Regions from separate parts of the Mus musculus genome. Here region 1 is linked to region 2. A link is a loop called in an ENCODE intact Hi-C map of the cell type or tissue named here. Cell type or tissue: gastrocnemius. All regions are shown on one strand. Each heading gives the region's core, and the rest is flanking DNA. Links, peaks and the distances in the headings are about the cores only. Region 1 has its middle 53 kb from the start of Tmem64. Region 2 holds the start of Tmem64 (transmembrane protein 64).

Evidence for each region. Hi-C counts contacts between places; a loop is a spot of excess contacts. Peaks named below come from ENCODE experiments on the same cell type or tissue, not always from the same donor. Only the 100,000 strongest peaks of a DNase experiment are listed, where the experiment ranks them.
Region 1: it touches region 2 in a loop (2.1-fold over the local background); 3 of 42 quality-filtered maps call a loop at or near these places.

Annotation. Positions count from the first base shown.
Region 1 is chr4:15,207,365-15,217,477 of GRCm38, reverse strand. No RefSeq gene overlaps it. Among named protein-coding and RNA genes, the nearest start is that of Tmem64, 53 kb to the left of the region's middle. In gastrocnemius, for the core only: no CTCF peak of the experiment used is centred there; no DNase peak of the experiment used is centred there; H3K27ac peaks cover 1,104 bases.
Region 2 is chr4:15,258,904-15,269,016 of GRCm38, reverse strand. Tmem64 (transmembrane protein 64) reads right to left here and starts at 3,197. Exons shown (of 3, transcript NM_181401.3): 1 at 2,268-3,197. The coding sequence starts at 3,065. Gm51436 (a long non-coding RNA gene) reads right to left here and starts at 2,260. Exons shown (of 2, transcript XR_003955370.1): 1 at 1-2,260. In gastrocnemius, for the core only: no CTCF peak of the experiment used is centred there; a DNase peak (open chromatin) is centred at 4,810; H3K4me3 peaks cover 176 bases; H3K27ac peaks cover 340 bases.

The DNA.
Region 1 (10,113 bases), core at 3,751-6,250, 52 kb after region 2:
CCACTGCACTTAAAAGACTGTTAAGGATTATATCTCTAGTCCTGTCTAGTGCGTGTTGTCTAATAATTTACATTTCTTCATTCTTTACCAGCATGCTCCAGAGAACACTGACTGGTCTCTCTAGTCCTACTCAGTGCCTCTTGATAGCATCATCAGGTGTCCCATTACAACTTCCAGGGATCTTCTACTTTAGATCATCCTATGCTGCGCTCCCAGAAAGGAACATTCCAACCATTTAGACAATATAGCTTTCCACTGGAGAACATAAACACAAATGAAACCAACCAAAGCAATAAAAGACACTTTATAATTTCAGGTCATTAAGCAGGAAAGTCTTTTCATACCTGTTTGCTATTGATAATCATTTTGTGCTCAGAATCTGCCCCTTTCTAGAAACGAGAACAAGACAACAGAAACCTGAAAAGAAGAAGACAGAAGTGTGACAGGAATAATCGTTGAAATAGCATTTAACAAACCTTCATTGTTCATAATGCCTTTCATTGTTTTTTAGCATAGTTAACATCAAAACAAGAACAATACTCATGACATTTCAATCTCCAAAGAAAGAAAGAAAAGGGGGCATAGTGAATCAAAGGAATCAATGCTATTTGATATCAGAATATCAAGATATCAGGACTCCATGCTATTTTCTTCCTTTGAGAGTGTCTATTTTAAGTGTTATGACAGCTTGCTTTGTATAATAACATATTCAAAGTGAGTTTTGAATTTTAGGAGACTGATTTTTGAAATTAACATGGCCATAAATGGACTCTGATTAGCCTAGTGGGCTTCTTACTGCAGAGGAAAAGAGGCTTATCAAATCCCTGCCCCCCATCCACTCACAGATCTGCTAGCAAAGGTATTGTGGATAAAGGAGGAAAAATCCAGCATCCTCAATTTCAAGTGTTTACTCTCATTCTTTTTCTTCGAGCTTCATGTCCAACATCCTGACAGCTGGACATTCACTTGTTGAGACACAGTAGCCAGGCTAATGGACAATGTCAGCCATTGTAATGGGACTTTTAAAATATCATCAATTCCTTTCAACACACACTTCATGTCTAAAAGGCAGGATTCTATCTGAACACACCATTGGTCAAAGCAGTTTCTTCACACATGGATGCTCTAACTGCTCTAGAATCCTCTTATGCATTAGAGAGCCCCTTGTCCCATCATGATAGCTTTCCTAGGCTTGGGATCCTTCTATCAGAATAAACCTGCTTCTGAGAAGCTCATGCTTCTATTGATAAGAACTATGAACAGAGTGCCTGTTGGGTTCATTACCTTGAAGGCACAGGAGAGTGTAGCCCAGTTATGGATCCCTAAGTCCAAAGGATGAACTTAACCTTGAACACAAGAATTAGAATCATAGTATATCTAGTTCATGCCGACCATTGTGACAATATCTCTAGATCATATTTGACATAAGCCAAATGTCACTAGGCTAGAGCACATTGCATAGATTTGTTTTTTTAATCTTCACAATAGATTAGAGGGTTACTATTTTTGTGTCTATGTGACTCTTGGGAAAATTGTGATAAAGGAAGTTAAATAACTTACTAGTACTAGTCACGTTTTTGACAAAGGGTAGAGCTAGGATCCAGAATCATGCCCATAATTTTGACCATCATGACATGCATGTTTGTTCCCAATTTGGGATATAATGAAGATTATTAATAATTGAATGAATGAACAAGTAACAAATGAATGAAACCTTTCCTGGGAGTCAAAACCATGAAGGAGGGCGGACCTTGCATAAGTTGAAATCGACTAGGTTGTTTAGGGTTAGCCTCCTGTGGAAACGAAATTCCATGGTAAGAGCAATTTTCAGATTTTTAAAGACTGATTGAAAAGTCATGAGAGGAGAGGACTCTGCATATAAAGGACATATAAAGGACAATATAAGAAATATACTGAAGAAAACGGACAAATGCAAAATCCTAAACACTTTTTTAAATAGAAAGCCTAGAGGCGGAATGAAAGGGTGCCTATTGTCTGGAGAGGTTATTTAACTGTAGTGCAAAGAGCAATAAGGGGTCATTTACAGTCACTGGGCAGGGAGAGCATTTTTTAACAATAATGAAAGGCTTGTTGGATTCTTTTATTATTATTATTATTTTGCTACAGCTTTTTGCACTGATCCAGATGTACGGGAGACCAAAAGCAGGAAGTAGGAACCATGGAGGTTTTGTGAACCCCACGGTCTGGGGGAGTGATTGACCACAGCACAGCCATCAAGAGACTATTCCAGGAACAGAGGCTGTTTTCCCCATTCAAAAGCCATTTAGAATACGAAAAGAACAGGAACACAATTAGCTTCTTATCCTGGTTCCTCGGAATCTCCCTTCTCATTTTCTTCCTCTTCTTTTTTATTATTAGCCAGAGTTAGATATTAATTCTTCTCAAATAAGTATGAGGCCAAAGACATTTGAAATATGAATAGTGTGGCGTCTCAAATGTTCACGTGACCTAGGGAACAAGAGTAGAAACTCCAACTTCTCAGTTTTAAAGCTTTAAAATTCCACATGGTAGGGTGAGGGGGTCTGTAATTTTGTTGTGCCAAGATTAGCAGTAGAACACGCTCTGTTTTCGAAGAGCTCAGAACAGGTGGTCAAGATAGGCTGGGGAGTGATTTCAAAATATGGAGCATGTAGGGGAGAAAGAAATCTTAAAAATGTTCCCAGAATGCAATAACTGCATGCCTAGCAGTAATTCGAATAAGAAATACTTAGTACAAATCAGAGATATGCCCTGAATTTTACTTTGTTCAAACACCACCAGATATTTTGATTCCAGAAAATAAAGAGGGTCAACTATGTAAAATGATATAGATTAATATTACATTTTCTTTTCTTGCTTTTTTTTTCTTTCTTTTTCTTTTTTCTTTCTTTTCTTTTTTCTTTTTGTTTTTGTTTTTGTTTTGCTTGTTTGTTTTGTTTTTCAAGACAGGGTTTCTCTGTGTAGCCCTGGCTGTCCTGGAACTCACTCTGTAGACCAGGCTGGCCTGGAACTCAGAAATCTGCCTGCCTCTGCCTCCCTAGAGCTAGGATTAAAGGTGTGTGCCACCACTGCCTGGCAATATTACATTTAAAAATTATGAATAGTGAACTGTTTGCTAGATAATACATCCTTACATTTAGGTGAGTCATATGAGCCATCAATTTAGGAAACTGATTTGAAACCATGAGGCACTCTAAGATTTTGGTTTTTTTTTTTTGTTTTTTGGTTTTTGGTTTTGTTTTTTTTGGTTTTTTTTTTTGTTTTTTTTTTGCTAGCAACTCAGATGTCTTTTACAGCAAAGAAAAAATTAAATTGTAATTTTAAGTGGAAGAATGATTTGATTGTCCTTTAAGCAATACAGTTCCATTGTGGCTCTTTCTCAGACAAGATCAGCCAAGAGTGCCGTCATTTTTCCCTTCCCTTTCACATGGTTGGAGCTCTGAAGTGTTCAGTGAGAAGGAACAATAGTGGCTACAGTCCAGTCACATAACACACAGCAAAATGTCATGAGAGTTCTCTCTCTCTCTCTCTCTCTCTCTCTCTCTCTCTCTCTCTCTCTCTCTCTCTCCTCTCTCCCTCTGAGATTCTACTCTTATGGAACCTATCATATAACTCTCCTCTTCCAGAAAAATCTTCCCAGCTGTGTCAATAAAATCCCTGCCCCTCTCTTCCATAACTTTGCTATATAAAACCCCACATTTGCCTGCATTCCCCAACCAGCTAGACAAAAACAAAGTGGCACAAAGGCAAATCCACAGCACCCACTGCTGCTGCAGCCTGACATGGCAGGGCTGCCTTTTGCCATATATCAGAACATGTAAATACAGAGAAAACTGAATGGAAAATGCCCCTCTCTCCACCAGGCACAAGAGGCAAGGTGAAGTATCCTTTCCTTTGTCCTTGCTCCATTCTGGGCTCACTATTCCCTTCCTGGTCATACTCAGTTCACTCTTAGGATTTGTCCGTCCTTCATGACTGTGTCTAAGGTCACATATCAAGCTATTTGCAACATTGATTTATATGGGAAAATATTACTCAACAAGCTGACTGATAACCCAAGAAGCTAACAGGTGCTGTGGAAAATGAGACCTTAGAATAATAGGACATAGTTCCAAGAACAAGTTTAACTAGGGCCAGCGTGTGTTCAGTTGGACTCTATTACATCATCGACATGTTTATTCAGCTGGTGGTCAGCAGACACTCAGCAACAGCTGTTAACAGCTGAGTGGACTGCTTTGGAAAGAGCTTTGGTGTGTAGGGATTTTGGAAATGAAAGAAAAGGAAGTTCTTTAGTGTCATGATGGTGCCAGTTAATCTGATACACTAAATACCACTAAAATATTGTGAGCCGTACAGAAGCCCAGGGTGGAGTGTGTGAAGGAGAGAAGTTGGCTCTGTCTCTACTGTCACATCATGTTTTTATCTTTAGGTGGTGAACTGGTATAACAAAAATGACATGAAGTTGTGGGAAACTCTGCTAATTAAGGTCAAAGTCCACCATGACCAGATAGCCCCTGGGCTTAGCCCAATATGGGAGACTCCCTTTGTTAGCGGGGCTTCTCCTTCTCTAACCTTGTCTGGAGAATTCAATGCCCCGGAATAGGCCTCTACCTGGAGAATGTCATATACCTTCAGTTAGATTACAGGATCATTTTCTTTTCTCCTGATACAACCTGTTCAGCCCGCACCTGAGATTCCTAAAGTGCTTCCCCATGCTAATGAGGTATTGAAGGTACTCTAAGCCTCCAGTCAAGGAGGACAAGAAAAAGTTCTGGAACTGGTTTGCAGCTTCCCACCAGACTGGAAAGGGTCTGGGACAAATGTTCCAGGTCTCCTCTCGGGTTCCCTAGGTGGGTACTGCCCAGGTATACCAGCTAGAGAATAAGTCACAAACTGGGGTCTGTGGTCAGCGTCACCCTTCAGGGCATCAGAGCACTGCTGTATATCAGGCCGGAAGGGGAGAGTGGGTCCCAAAACAAGCAGGATCCATTGCAAGCAAGCGTGGAGTGCTAGAGGGGTGGGAGATGAAACAGGCTTTCTTTGGGAGTCCTAGTGTCACAGCTCCTTAGGTGAAGGCCTTCCCAGCGGTAATCCTTGATGAAGCAGTTCTCTCAGATGATATTAGCTTATTCATCTTTCTTTACAGGGGTGGACATGAATGCATATGTTTTATTCGTGATGAACCATGAATTGTTTAATTTAGGGGAAGGGTGTGAGTATGTCCAGGAAGGGAAGGTCACTGGCTGACGGCAAAGGCTATGGCGATGTCTAATGAGCATGGAGACGCATTCCAGGAACTGTGTTCTGCGACTGTCCGGCTGTTATCACCTTAGTTGAGTGTCAGGGTTACTTGCCCCAGAGTAGGCACAGAGGCAGGGAGAGAGCAGCCCCACCCTTGGCGTCTCAGGTCTCAGAGATTCCCGGGGATAAGCAGGCTCCTCCTCACCAGTTCTTACACCCATCGGTGGCAATGTCCATGTTCCCTACATTCATGAATTTCACATATCACTTCTTCCTGGAGAATGCACTCACTAAAGCTTGTTACAGAGGAAAATGCAGTTAATCATTCAAACTAAATTCTATCCTGAGTAATGTGGCTCGAAGTTCTGAACTTTCTCGTGATAAACAAGCACAATGCATCTGAACGTTATGAATAAACATCATAATTTGAGGGCAGGGGTTTGGGTTGAGACAAATATATAATTTTACTCTTTCAAACACAGTTAATGATAATAAACAAATAAGCTCCAGATAATTCTAGAACAATTTAACTGATAATTTCCTTAGATAACCACTGCTACATATTCTAGAGGGGGAAGGAAGGCCTCTGTCCTAAATTGTTTAGAAAAAGCTTCTGAGGGCAAAGAAAATGAAGACTGAACACCAAAACATGAAGAGACTGTGAGGATGAAAGATGTGAGCCACGCTGGACAGCAGGGAAATGCAGCACGTTTGGGAAATAGCAGGAGATGCTGTGACTGCTGCTCCAGGAGACTGTGCTCATCCAGGAAGATGTTTGCACACACTGTTCCTTAAATGAGAAAATGCTGAATTGAGAAATTTGAGATTATCCTGTGGCAATCACAAATTTTTAAAATAGCATTCAGCTGAAAATGATTCTTTTGGGTGCTGTCTTAAAATCTTTTCTTCCTGTGAATATTTTGATTCTCTTCTTATTAATCTTATTTATGTGGATAAAGTGAATAACTTGGGTTTATTTCTCTGTATAATTTGATATGGAACATAAATATGTTAAAATTGAGTTCATATCCTAGTGGCAGAAGGGACTGGTTTCTGACTTTGGTTCAGGGTCTACAGAGTTTTATCAGAATTCATAGGTTCATAGCTACCTTGGCTTTCACTGTTTTTATGAAGACTCCATTATGTGGGATTCTGTAAGTGAATTCTAGGACTCAAATTTACTAATTTCATTTGCTTCAACTTCAAGTTTACTAATTTTATTTGTTAGCTAATTTGATGTCTTTTTATAATTTATAAATTTTATAATTTTTTTGTAGAGAGTTTTAAGATCAGCTGTGATTTATTGACCTCTTTTCACGTTATTTTGTTCATGGAACTAGAAGGACCCATGCTTACTTTGTACAGAATAGCAAGCTGGTCCAATTTAACTTCTTGTGGTGTTTTGATAGTTATGGCTTCCGTAGACTCATGTGTTTAAATGCTTGGCCCAGGGGTAGTAGCACTATTAGTAGGTGTGGCCTTGTTGGAGGAAATGTGTCACTGTGGGGTAGGGGTTTGAAGTCTCCTATGCTCAAGGTCTGCCCAGTGTGTGTGTAGCACAGTCTCCCCGTGCTGCCTCAACTCTCAGTTCCACATGAAGTTCTCGAAGTCTCTATGGTGTCATGCTTTTCACCATGCTGATAATGGACTGAACATCTGAAATGGGAAGTCAGCCACAATTAATTGTTTTCTTTATAAAAGTTGCCTTGATTATTGGTTTTCACATCAATAAAAGCCCAAAACACTTGTCTTCTCTCCAAATAAGTTTAATAATCACTTTTAGTGTCTCCAGCTCCCACCTCTACCCTTATACATGTACTCTCAAGATTGTGTTTTAGAAAAACCATGAATTGTTTTTGAGTCTTGTGTGGATATTGGCTCTGGGTGGGGAGAGCAGTTGTCTAGGAGTGAATCTGTGTTCTAGGAAAGCTTTTCTGGGTTGGAAGACACACGATAAGAATGACTGTAAAATAGATATGGAACAGTTTTCAAATTCAAAGTGGTCACAATGACACAAAAGAGACAATGTCTTCTAGATCAGCAGTTCTTAACTTGTGAGTCTTGACCCCTTTCAGGTCACATGTTGTACTGGCTGGTTTTGTGTGTCAACTTGACGTAGGCTGGAGTAATCACAGAGAAAGGAGCTTCAGTTGGGGAAGTGCCTCCATGAGATCCAGCTGTGGGGCATCTTCTCAATTAGTGATCAAGGGGGAAAGGACCCTTGTGGGTAGTACCATCTCTAGGCTGGTAGTCTTGGGTTCTGTAAGAAAGCAAGCAGAGCAAGCCAGGGGAGACAAGCCAGTAAAGAACATCCCTCCATGGCCTCTGCGTCAGCTCCTGCTTTTTGACCTGCTTGAGTTCCATTCCTGACTTCCCTTGGTGATGAACAGCAGTATGGAAGTGTAAGCCGAATAAACCCTTTCCTCCCCAACTTGCTTCTTGGTCATGATGTTTTGTCCAGGAATAGAAACCCTGGCTAAGACATATATAATATATTTGCATTAATATTCACAACAGTGGCAAATTACTGTTTTGAAGTAGCAACAAAAGATTTTATGGTTGGGGTTCACCACAACACAAGGAACTTTATTAAAGGATTGCAGCATTCAGAAGGCTGAGCAGAGCTAACAATGTTTGTTTTGGATTTCTTTTTCCTCCACTTGAGTTGGGAGGCTTGAAAAGAAGAAGCAACCCCATAAGTAGAAATATAAAATGGAAGACTTTCCTTTTTAAAGGAAATGCTTATAGAAATGTCATTTGATGATTCCAATATCAACATTTCCAGTCCAAAGGATCTACAAACAGATGATAACTTGGCCCAGGAAAGGCTCTGGGCAACAGGTGTCCCAGGTCAAAGCAGATGCTCCGGGGTGGCACTGCAGCCAGCTCTGCTTCTCAAAGGCCATGAAGGTGACCTTGAGCAGGCAACCCATGTTCTCCATGGCAAGTCTCATCATGTGTTCACAGATGCATAGTGGATGCAGCCATTGCCTACAGAGGGAAGATGCTTCTGAAGCAGGTAGGTGCTTTTCCAGTAGTGAGCGGAGGAAAGTAGAAAACAGTGGAATGTGGCCCAGGTAGCTACCACCTTTAAAAGATGGTAAGAAGAACTAAAAGTAACAACACTCTAGACTCACCATTTCCCTCTCTCTTTTAGTCCCTCCCCATTCTGAGCTTAGCTCAGCACAGAATTAATTCTGTAAATGATATCCCTGGACAGTGTTCTGCTCAGGTGTAAGTGGAAGTGGTGGGTAAGGGACAAGTGGGAGTCTGGGCATTTGCTTCCTCCCTTTGCCTCTTTACACTGACCTCCAGACATCTGTCTTCCTGATGTGGAGGCTCAAGGTGGAACTCCAGTAGGTAGGCTTTATAACAGTGCCACATTCACTCTGCCTGTGGAGTGACAAGCTGAAACCCAGTGTCCATGAGACTACAGATACCTGATCCTGCAGCTGTTAGAAATATGAGTTCTGACCAGGGCTTTTGAGAAAGGCAAATTTCAGTGTCAGTTTGATCTCAGCTTGAAACTGCTGCAGCCAGAAACTGCCATCTGTCTCCCCACCAGTCAAGAAATGAGTTTTACCTGGTGTAGTTTTGTCTTTAGTATAATGACCCTTGGTAGATGTTTATGTAGCTAAATGTATTTCTTATTCTATCACGTTAGACAGCTGACAGTAAAAACCCTGGAGAGAAACACTCGGAGAAGAGGAAAACTGAAGGAGATCATTTTTAATGGCATATTATAATTTTTCTTTTACCTAGTACCTTGAAAATCAATTCAAAATTTATCTCCTATGTATTTTAGTGATCTGTCAACAGGATTCTATGTCCTTTTGGAACATTAACCTTGATTGTTGTCTTGACTCTTCCAATTCTACTTCACAAATATGTTTCCCTCTGCTGGAAAAGATAACAATTCATCTAATTAATTTGCCTTTTATGATTGATTCTGGCATTTATATTCTGGCCTTTGAAGAACTGAAGTTAGGTTGCTGATCCCTTTAATGAAGGACATACAATTCTGCTAGACAGTAGCAGCTTTTTTTTTTTTTTTTTTTTTTGAGGTTTAGGTATCATATTGCAGAACTGGTAGAGAAGTTCAAAGCTTTTCCTAGAAAAGCAAATCCACTTGTAACTTATAACATTTGGTGAATAATTTGCCTAGATTTGCCTGTTGTGCTTCTCAAACATTTGTCTGATTGCAGTCACCCAGTCAGGGAATTAAAACAAATTCCCAGGATCTACCCTCTAATAGTTTTCTTTTAGAGATATGGGTTAGGGGCCACAGTTTTCTGTACAAGAACTACCTGGGATGACCCTGGTGAAGGTTATCCTTAGGTTACATGAAACAATGCTGCAGTGGAGGGCAGACATGTCTTGACAGTCTTTTGAGGAAAGCATTCAGTAGGATTCATTGCAGTAGATGAATCCTGGGAACTTCCCAATTCTCCCAGCACCCACATGTTTACACAAATGTAGAGATTAACAACCGCAGATACTTGGTGTTCACATTCAGGTGTAGGCAAAACTCAGTTGCGTCTGGGAATGAGGAAATAAAGAGTCAGCAATGAAAAGAGCCATATGGTTCTCCAGCTGTGCTGTCCTATATGCCGTTATTATCCTGCAGTCTTTCCTGATGATGATATCTTGTCTGCTTTCAGAAGATTGTTTACTCTGCTTTGAGCACCAAAAATTTTGTTCACAACAAATAATCAACTCTGAAACTCCACCTGTACATATATTATCTCATCGCTGAAAATCTGCCTGTTCAGATAATATCATACACTGTGTTTATCAAACACCATACCAACTAACAAATCTCCCAAATTTAGTCGTAGAAAATTCCTTTTATTATATGATCTCTCAATATAT
Region 2 (10,113 bases), core at 3,775-6,274:
AGAAGTTAGTCTCAACAGGAGGGGGGCAGTACTTTAAAAGACTCAATAAGGAGAAAAGTAGAAGACCAAAAAGTATGCTTGGCTAGGTATGATCGGCAGGAAGCCTTGAGGGTGGAGGCACAATGACGGTCTAGAAGGCGAAAGGGAGAAATCAGGTTAAAGCCAACTTCACCCTACACTGTGCTTTCTCGTCTCACAGATCCTGAGCAAGCACAGCCAACTGCTGAGGTTGAAAGGGCCTCTCCTGCGAGAAGACAGCCGAGGAGGATGTGAATCAACAGACCATATCCAGTGGCTTCCTGACCTATCCTGCCTGTTTGTGTTTGAGAACTGTATAGAAACACACACTGCATCAGCTGATTACATGTTGCAACTGCAGTTCTGCCTCGGCAGGTGACTCTAAAAGTTCCAAGATAAATAAATGAGGCTTTGTTTTCTTCTATCTAAAATGGTAACAATATCCTCCTGTAATAGAATTTTTTATTTTTTTCTCCTGATCCAGTAATGCCAAAATGAAAGGCTCCTGACCCCTGTTAAACTCAACTACAAACTGAGTAACCTCAAACTATTTGCAGTAGTATAGTACTTCTTATGAATTTAATATATACGAGACATTAGGAAAGGAAAAAGTTGTAATCAGTATATATCTTCCTCAATATCCATGACTTTACTAGCTAATAAATATTCCATGAAGAAACAGAGAGGGCCACAGGCTGAGGCTCTGTCTAAGCCATAGGTCAAAGTCTGGCTCTACCACTTATTTACTTCCGAGACGACCATAGGTGATTACAACATAAAGAGCAAACAGTAGATAAACACTGAAATGCAAGTCAGACTCTTACATATATATCACATGTAATCCCAGTAGCCTAACAGGCCAGGCCCAATACTTTCCTCACTTTGCAAACAAATTAAGGTGCAGAAAGAACAAGACACCTTAGCCAAGGTCAGCAGACGCCTAAGACAGGACAGCAGACTACCAGCATAGTCTTCTCATCTGTTGTAGGCAACAACTATTGGAAGTCATGTGTACCAGCTGAAGAATGGAAGATACCTGGAGAGAGCCTAGAATAGCAGTTGTCACATACTATGTAGACAAGAAAAGATGCAGGTTGTGCCAGAGACAGATCACACCACCAGAATTAAAACTATACATGCTCCTAATCCTCCATCATATTTCCAAGCCTTGGTACAGCTGATCTATTATAAGGCTGATCAAAGTTTATGTTCATATTTCACAACATGAAACAATAAAAGCTGAGAAAGGCTGAGGCCAAACTTACTGCTATCTCTCAATACATGCAGTTTCCTTTCAGTTGACGGGTGCATACCTGGGAATCTCAGGTATGAACTCTAATGTGCAATCACTGAATGTGGGAAACCCATTCAGTCTTTTTTCTGGAAAGTCAAAGCTGGGCATGGGGATTCATGTTTGTAATACAGCACTAAGGGAGGTTGAGGCAGGAGAATCACTGCCAGTCTAGGGTCAGCCTGAGCTACTCAGTGAGTTCTAGGATAGCCTGGGCTAGAAAACAAAACATAGTCGGATTAGGTTTCATAATTTGTCCTAAGGCCATAAAGTTCCCATCAAGTGGTTGCCACCTCACCAGCAATGATTTATACCTTTAACTCAGGTGCATCCTCGCTATAGAAGCCTACACAGAATAAACTAAACCTCTGACCATAAGTGCAAGAGTCTTTAGATAATGTGTGTAAGAAGAGCCGGTGCTCATTTTGTTTTTATGAACCACCCAGGTGACTTCAAATAGAGTTCTAAACAAAGATAAACAGGATTCTCAGCTTTTCCAAGACAGCAAACTACTTTTAAGAAGCTTACTACAAATTTAGGAAACTCCAAGAACTTGGGGTCTACTGCTGTCTCCTCCTCCACTGTTAAAAACAAAAGCGATCCATGCTCCAATATAACCAGAAACCTGAATCTGAACCCTGCTGCATTTATGCAGGGCAGAGAGAAAGCTGGGGAAGTCAAGTCACAAAGCTTTATGGCTCAAGAGCTACCAAAGTACTTTTTTTTTATCAAACTCATACACAAACACACGCACGGGGGGGGGGGGGGGGGATAGTTCTTTATCAGGTCTTCCAAGGGGCTGTGTTATATGAATTTGTAGTGTAATTTTTTTCAGGGTGCCATAAAAATGTCAATGACTCTTCTGTCATACAGAGCGCCTCCTAGGGTGGTCACAAGGCCTCTAAAAGACAAATTTGGAGAGAGCACGAGAAGGAGGGGCCAGGGGGACCCCACTTACCGAAAACACTGCATTCTGAAGCCCAAAAGGTATGGGAGTCAGCCGGGCCAGCGCCACCACCTTCAGGCCGCTTCCTCCCTCCACGACGCGGATAACGGCGCTCAGCTTGTCGCTGTTCTGGATCCTGGCAGCCACCCAGGCGGTGAGTAGCCGCTTGCAGACCACATGAGCGATAAAGGTGCCAATGAGGACGCCCACCACCATGAGCCCCATGCCTAGCACGAAGCCGTACAGGTAGCCGGCCGCCACATTAAGCACGATGTAGCCCCAACCGCAGGGGAAGGAGACCACGATGAAGCCCACGACGAAGAGCAGGACACCGAGCAGCGAGTCGAGGCTCTCCACCCAGAGCAGGAGGTGCTGCAGGTAGCGGCGGACCAGGGCCAGGGAAGCGAAGCACAGGGCGGCCAGCACGCACACCAGCACGAGGCTCCGGCACCAACAGGTGCTGCCGAGGCAGCAGCAGCGCCAGTTTCTCACCTCGGCCACCCCGACCACCACGCCGCCGCCGCTCCCGGGGCCGCCTGCCAACGCCCCGGCCGGCGCCGGCAAGTCCGAGGCCGCGGGCAGACCGTGGCGCTCCAGATAGGCGCCGAGCAGGGCGCCCGAGGCCGCCGCCGCAGCAGCAGCCGCCGCCGCGCTGGCCCCGCCCCCGCGGGGAAGGCGGTCCTCCGAGCGGTCCCCTCCCGCTGTCCGCTCCGGTGCCCAGCGGCCCGGCTGCTCCACGACTCCCGTCCGACCGGCGTGCTGCAAGGCCCGGGGCAGCGTGTGGGGCAGGCTCCCACCGGGGTTCCGCATGCCTCGGCCTCAGCCGGCCAGTGTCTCCACTCCCGCCGCGTCCCCCCGCCTGCGGCCTTCCATGGCACCCCGCACGCCAGGCCTCGGCTCCCTGCGTCCTCTCGCGGGGAGGGAACGGCCGGAGAAGGGCGGCAGCGGCGGTCGAGACGCGGTCCCGCCGGGAGTCGGTCGAGTCTGGACCCCGCGCCCGCAGAGCCCGCCCCCTTGGGCCCGAGGGGCGGGGCACGCGCAGAGGGGGCGGAGACATAGCTGGGTGGTCGGTCACGCCCCCGTGACGCCCGGCTGGTGCTGCGGATGAGTGGCGAGGTACCCGCGTCTCTCAGGCAACGGAGGCCTCGGCTGCCCGGGGCAGAAGAGTGAGGCGGAGGGAGGCCACGGGAAGCGGAAAGGGGACCCGGGGCTGCGCGCTCTCAGCTTCCACGGGCGCGCGCGTGCCTGCGTGTCAAAGACCCTTGGCCGCAGCTGCTGGGACTCTTGCCAAGTGCCTCTCTTTGGCTTCTGATTGACCTTTCCTGCAAACCAGCAGTGGGGTGTCGCTCTCCCCCAAAAGCTGTCTGGCGACTTTAGGGGAGGAGTTCTTATCTGTTCGTAGGAGGATAATTGTACCATCCCAGAGAGCAAAGTCTCCCAGTGGCTTCTAGATAACTCGGTTGTTTAGGAGCCCAGGGAATTGGTTGTGAAGAGCCACTCTTCAGAGAATGTGCCTTCTAGACCCTAGTCCTTTCCTGAATGCCAAGCACTGTGCTGCGTAGAGTGGAAAAGATTCCTCAAAAGACCTTTATAAAAAGGGTTGCTGTTACCAGCCCTTTCACGAGCTATGTATAGACTTATGACTGACCCAGTGCTAGGAGAGCAAGGTAAGGAATCAAAGATGTTAGCTAGAGTTCTTATCTGAGATAGTAGATAGAAGAAAGCCATTGACTTAAGGAAAATATTACAACTATGTACAAATGAAGTTGATGCATCAGAGTTGAGATGTCCATGATATCCACCCAAAAGTGGCATTCCAGTGGATGTTTGAAAATAGGAATATGGCGTTGACATGAATTATCACTCCTAGAAATTTTGACATTGATACACAGGCAACCGTTAAGACCATGGTTATGGATGACTGAATAGTAGTAGGTGTACTAAATATTCCCTGTATTCTCTACTCGGTCATAGTAGGCTGACTTCTATGTCCAGGCCTCGTGTTTGGGTCAGTCTCCACGATATATTCTGCCAAGTGACTTGTGACTAGCTTTTAGATGCTTTAGGAACCTTCCAAAATCCTTTCTCTCTTTGCCATTGTCAATTATTGGTGTTCCACAGAGTGAAGAGTAAGAATCCCAGTTACTTCTTGATGGAAGTATATAAATGAGTGAGAAGAAAAACCACGGACATGTGAGAGTTATATTATCAGGGCACTGTGATATCATCACTTCTGACTGGTGTGAATGAGAATAAGTCTGAGAAATTAAACCTTGAGGCATCAATATGCTACTTGGACCTTGTGAAGAGAATCCGAAAGACTGCCGAAATATTACTTAATATTTTATGATGATGATCATCATCATCATCTAGGCACTCCTATTTCCGTTTCTGCTCTGTCATTTACTCCCATACCGTACAGAAGCCTTGTGTTCGCTTCCAGTTCACATTGCAGACTAAAATCCAGATGCGGAGCCCTTAGCTCTGAGCCAGCTCTTGGGCTGCCAGCGCTCTGCACAGGCCAGTCTTGGATCAGTTCACCCATATTTATGCAGCACATGCCTATCCAAGATAACCATCTGTGTCCACTGGGCACAGTGCTCTGGCCACTGCAGTGTAAACTGTAACTGGACGTTTCCACTCTTGTGCCACTAGAATTTATTTCTTGTAGAATTATGAAGATTACATTTTACAATGGGAAAGGAGGCTTGCCTTGCTGCATTACACAGCATGATCAGCCTAAAACCCTTATGGGAAAATATTAACTCTCTCCCCTGGCCTACAAAGGTGTTTATGACCTCACCTGGCTGCCATCCCTACCTCACTGCCCTTGCCCTTCCCACACTAGCACACTGGCCTCCTAGCTCTCTCTTGCATTCGCAAGTCTCCTACTTGAGGTTGTTCACACTCTACCTCTGCTGACCTCTCTCTGGTGAATAGTCTTCCCTTGTCTCTTAGAAAGTCTAGTTTCCCTTTCCTTACTCATATTAAGCTCTGCAGGCCTCTGTTCAAAGATGACAGCCCTGATGACTCTCATCTGAAGGACCAGTCTGCCTGCCAAAGAGCTGTGGTACTTTTCTCCTAGCACAAGCCCTGCCTGAGATTTCCCTGTGTATTTTATCCTTCACTGTCTGTCTTCCCCAACTAAAGACACTGTGGAAGTTGCCATTTTTATTGTCTGGTGAGGCCGGATAACCTAGCTTCCTAGAATACCTGACAGACTTTGAATTTTAGGTTAACCTCCCAAGTCATGTGTTCATTATGGAGTTTTAATACATAATTTGTTCTTATTGCCCCACTCTCCTATTGTCTTCCTCTCCCCCTGACCCACTCTTAATAGTCTCCTTCCCGCTTAATTCCCTTCTTCATTCATGTAACAATTTGTATATTCTGTAACCATCTCTTTCACTCTTCCCTGCTTCCTTCAGACCTCTGACTTTGTAGTTCAACACACACACACACACACACACACACACACACACACACACACACATACATGGTTTCACATATGTGAGAGTAAGTCTTTGAGTCTGGTTTAGTTTACTTAAAAGATGTGTTACAGCAGGGCAGTGGTGCCGCACGCCTTTAATCCCAGCACTTGGGAGGCAGAGGCAGGCAGATCTCTGAGTTCAAGGCCAGCCTGGTCTACAGAGTGAGTTCCAAGACAGCCAGGGTTACACAGAGAAACCCTGTCTCGAAAAACCAAAAAAAAAAAAAAAAAAAGATGTGTTACATCTTTATTTCTACAACGTCATAAGTTCATTGGAGCTGAAGAAAAATTGCTTATGTTTATGTATCACATATGTAACACATTTTCTGGATCTATTCTTTTCCTTAGTATGTTTATAGGAAGGTTCCATTTCTTAGCAGCCATAAACGTGAATATGCAAGTACCTCCATAGTACATTACAGTGTCCTTTGGGTATATTCATCCAGGAATGGTATAGTGGAATAGGTTTTTTTGTTTATTTATAATATAAAGTTTTTGGTTTGCTTGTGTTTCAGGAAATATTAAAAAATGAACCTGTCAATTCTCTGAGCTCCTGCTTCTCTCAACCCGCCAACTCCCCAGAGGGGCCAACAGGCTTCTGGAGCTCCTGCCACCATCAACTCTCTCCAGCCGCACCCCCCACCCCCAGCATCTGGCTCACTTGTCCCTGGAGCCTCTAGTTCCCTCTCTGCCATCAGAAGTCCCACATACCAGTAACCAAGTAAAGCAAAACTCTTGAACCTTATAATTAACCAATCAGATTTATGTATCAATAAATTCTCAATTTACAAGAAGCCAATACAATAATTTCAGAACCAATTGATAATGATAAAAGCTATATCCTAATTATTCTAACCTTATGATATCATAACTACCTGTGGCTGGTTAAAGCCACCATGGTGCACGTCTGCCTCCATCTTTCTCTTTCTCCCCTGGGATGCTCTCTGGCTCTTCAACTCTTAGCTCGGCCTTCCTTTTCCCTGTCCAATCACAGGCCTCCTGCTGCCCTAATGTAATTGGACAGGAAAAATTCTGGGACATGCTTGGTTGCTTTTTGTTTATTTCTTTTTAAGAAACCTTCATCCTGATCTCCACACTGGCTGGCAGCACTGTGGTAGCTTACCCCCCAGCAGTGAATAAGGGTTCCTCTATTCCCACAGCCTCATCCATATTTGTTTTTGGCTGGTATCCATTCTGACTGGAATGACATAAACTCTCAGCAGTTTTAATTTGCACTTCATGGATAGCAAAGGTATTTATTAGTAGCTTCTGCTTCTTTCTTAGAAAATTGTCCATTCAAATCGTCAACTAGTTTATTGATTAGAAGATTTGGGAGTATTTAATTTTTTCAGTTCTTTATATATTCCAGATATTAACCCTTGTGTGGCATACAGTTGGCAATGATATCGTTTTCTATTGTGTAGGATTGTTTTATTCATCAAAGTAACTTTCCTTTTCTGTGTAGAAAATTTTACATTGTGTACAACCCCATTTGTCCTTTCTTACAGTGTTTTCCTGTGCTGTTAGTCCTTTCTAGAAAGTTCTTGCCTGTACTTATGTATTCAGATGTTTTTCTCTAGCACTTTCAGAGCTTCTGATCTCATGTGGAGATCTTTGATCCATTTGAACTGATTTTTCTGCAAGTTAAGAAATATGGATCTAATTTCACAGTCAGCCTTCTTGGCAACATTTATTGAATAGGTTGTCATTTTTTCCAATGTATGTTCTTGGCACTTTATTAAAACTTAGATGGATATAACTCTCTCTCTCTCTCTCTCTCTGTCTCTCTGTCTCTCTCTCTCTCTCTCTCTCTCTCTCTATGTGTGTGTGTGTGTGTGTATGCGCGCACGCACGTGCTCGCGTGTACCAGGCCATGCAGTTTTACCCATGCAAAACCTAGATACTATAAAGAACTGAATTTCAAGGCAACAGTTGGATTTATTAAGACTAGAAAGGTTCAGCCAGGGGCGGTGGCACATGCATTTAACCCTATCATTCAGGAGGCAGAGGCAGGCAGAACTATGTTCAAGGCCAGCCTGGTCCACAGAGGGAGTTCCAGTATAGCCAGGGCTATATAGAGAAAGCCTTTCTTGGAAAAGATGGGGGGGGGGGAATAGAAAGTTTCTTAAGAAAGATATGGTAAGCACACTCGATTGGACAACTATAAAGTAAGCTTCTCTAAGAAGAAAGTCACAAGTAGGTTTTATTATAATGGGTATACATGGGATTTGGCTGACTCTCTCTCACATTACATCTTTAGAGCTTGCTAAGGAAGACTCCTCCCAACACTTCTTTCTAATATTCCTCTAAGAGTGTAATTTGTAGTAAGATTAAAGGTTAAGGACGTGTTCTTAGTAAGGCAGCGTTTAGTTGTAGGGAGTAGGTGTTGGGAACATATCATTACACCTCATGTTAGCCCTTAGTAAACCTAGCCTTATATACTGGTCTTGATAACCTTGCTTGAGGTATCTCTATGAATGCATTGTTTGGCCTGAACTAAGAGCAATATATTTACTTTCTTGGGAAAGATGTCTTTTAGGAAACACATTTTGTCTCTGCGGACCATTAGATCCTTGTCAGCAAGTCTAAAGTCCCCTGCCTGTCAGTAAAATCAGATGAGGTCTGAGGAACAGTACGCCCCTCTTTCCCTTCCCCTCCATGACTCAAAAACGTTATCACTGTGCTTTTTGTTGAGGCTAGCTTTGGTTATTTGTGGTCTCTTGTGCTTCCCTGTGAACTAAGATTTTTCCCCCCTCTGGTTCTCATGAAGAATGTCATTGAACTTTGATAATAGCATTGAATCTGTAGATCATTTTCAGTATAGCCATTTTCAAAATATTAATTCCGCCAAACCACAACCAAGGAGAATCCCATCTCTACCGTCTTCTTTACTGCTTCCTTTAGTGTTTTGAAGTTTTCATAGCGGTCTTTCCATCCCTGGTTAGGTATCTCAGTTTGTCTTCCCATTATGGTAAAATACTCTTGATAAAAACAACCTAAGGGAGGAGGATTTATTCTGCCTCCCAGCACTCCTCTCAGGGAAGTCTTCATGGGGAGCTTGAAGCACCTAGTCACAGGATGCTCCCAATGGAAAGCAGAGAGCTGCAAAGGCAGGCTGCTTCTCTAGAGACTCCCGCCAGGATATGATGCCACCCACAGGGAGCAGATGTTCTCCCCTTAATGAATGCACTACCACAACCCCTCACAGATAATCAGGGTCTCATCTCTACTTTCTGTCAGATTGACGGTTCACCTTAAAAGCCATCACAGTCATAAGGTTTTCAGTTTGCTTTGTTTTGTTTGCTATAGCAAATTGTATATTTTTCTCCAGAAAATGTTCTTATTGATACATGGAAAGGTTACAGACCTCTCTATAGGTTGATTTTGTATTCTACTTTATCTTTCTTTCTGTCTGTCTGTCTGTCTGTCTTTCTTTCTTTCTTTTTTTTTTTTTTTTTTTTTTTGAGACAGTATTTCTCTGTGTAGCCCTGGCTGTCCTGGCACTCACTCTGTAGACCAGGCTGGCCTCGAACTCAGAAATCTGCCTGCCTCTGCTTCCCGAGTGCTGGGATTAAAGGCGTGCGCCACCACCGCCTGGCACACCTTGGAGAATCTTAGCTTCATGCTCCCAAACCACACTTCTGCCACAGTCTCCAACAAAGTACTTTCCTGCCCTGCCCCACCAATGGGATAGCCATACTTGCATGGTAGCCATCCACATCAGTCTTTGCTGGCCCCTTTTCCTATAGTGTTCATGTCAACAGGAGATAGCATCTTCTTAACATTTACTTGTGACCCTAGCTCAGTGGAATAAGCACGATTGCCCCTGTGCAACAAATGGCAGTTGCTTCTACTGATCCATAGAGAGATTTATAGATTCACTTAGATTATCTATCTATCTATCCATTCGTTCTCCATAGGAATAGAGTCCCATTTTAATTCTAAGCCTCCTCTTTTACCAGGCCACAGACAACTTCTGATCTTCCATTTTACATGTACCAAGGAGAAGTGGGCAGTGTGCATGTGTGTGGCCATTCTCTGTTGATTCTCCATAAGGTTCCCCCTCTACTCTTGTCTGCCTTGCTCTTCACCTGGGTATGCAGACCTCTGAAGTATCAGCCAACGTCCTGTTTGAGGACAGTTTCCAATTAGGGTTGAGAAGTAAACAAGGCCAGCAGAAAATGGGAGAGAAAGAGACAAGGGTAGCCTGGATACTCATCTTAATCACCTTTCTCTGAGATTTTAACATTAGCTGTGTTATAACCTGGAAAGAATTGTCCTTTCCTAAATTTGTTTTCTCCAAAGTCTGGTAATGGTTTCCTGATGACTCACCATTTCTTATAAGACTTGTTTGATTAGACTGAAGTA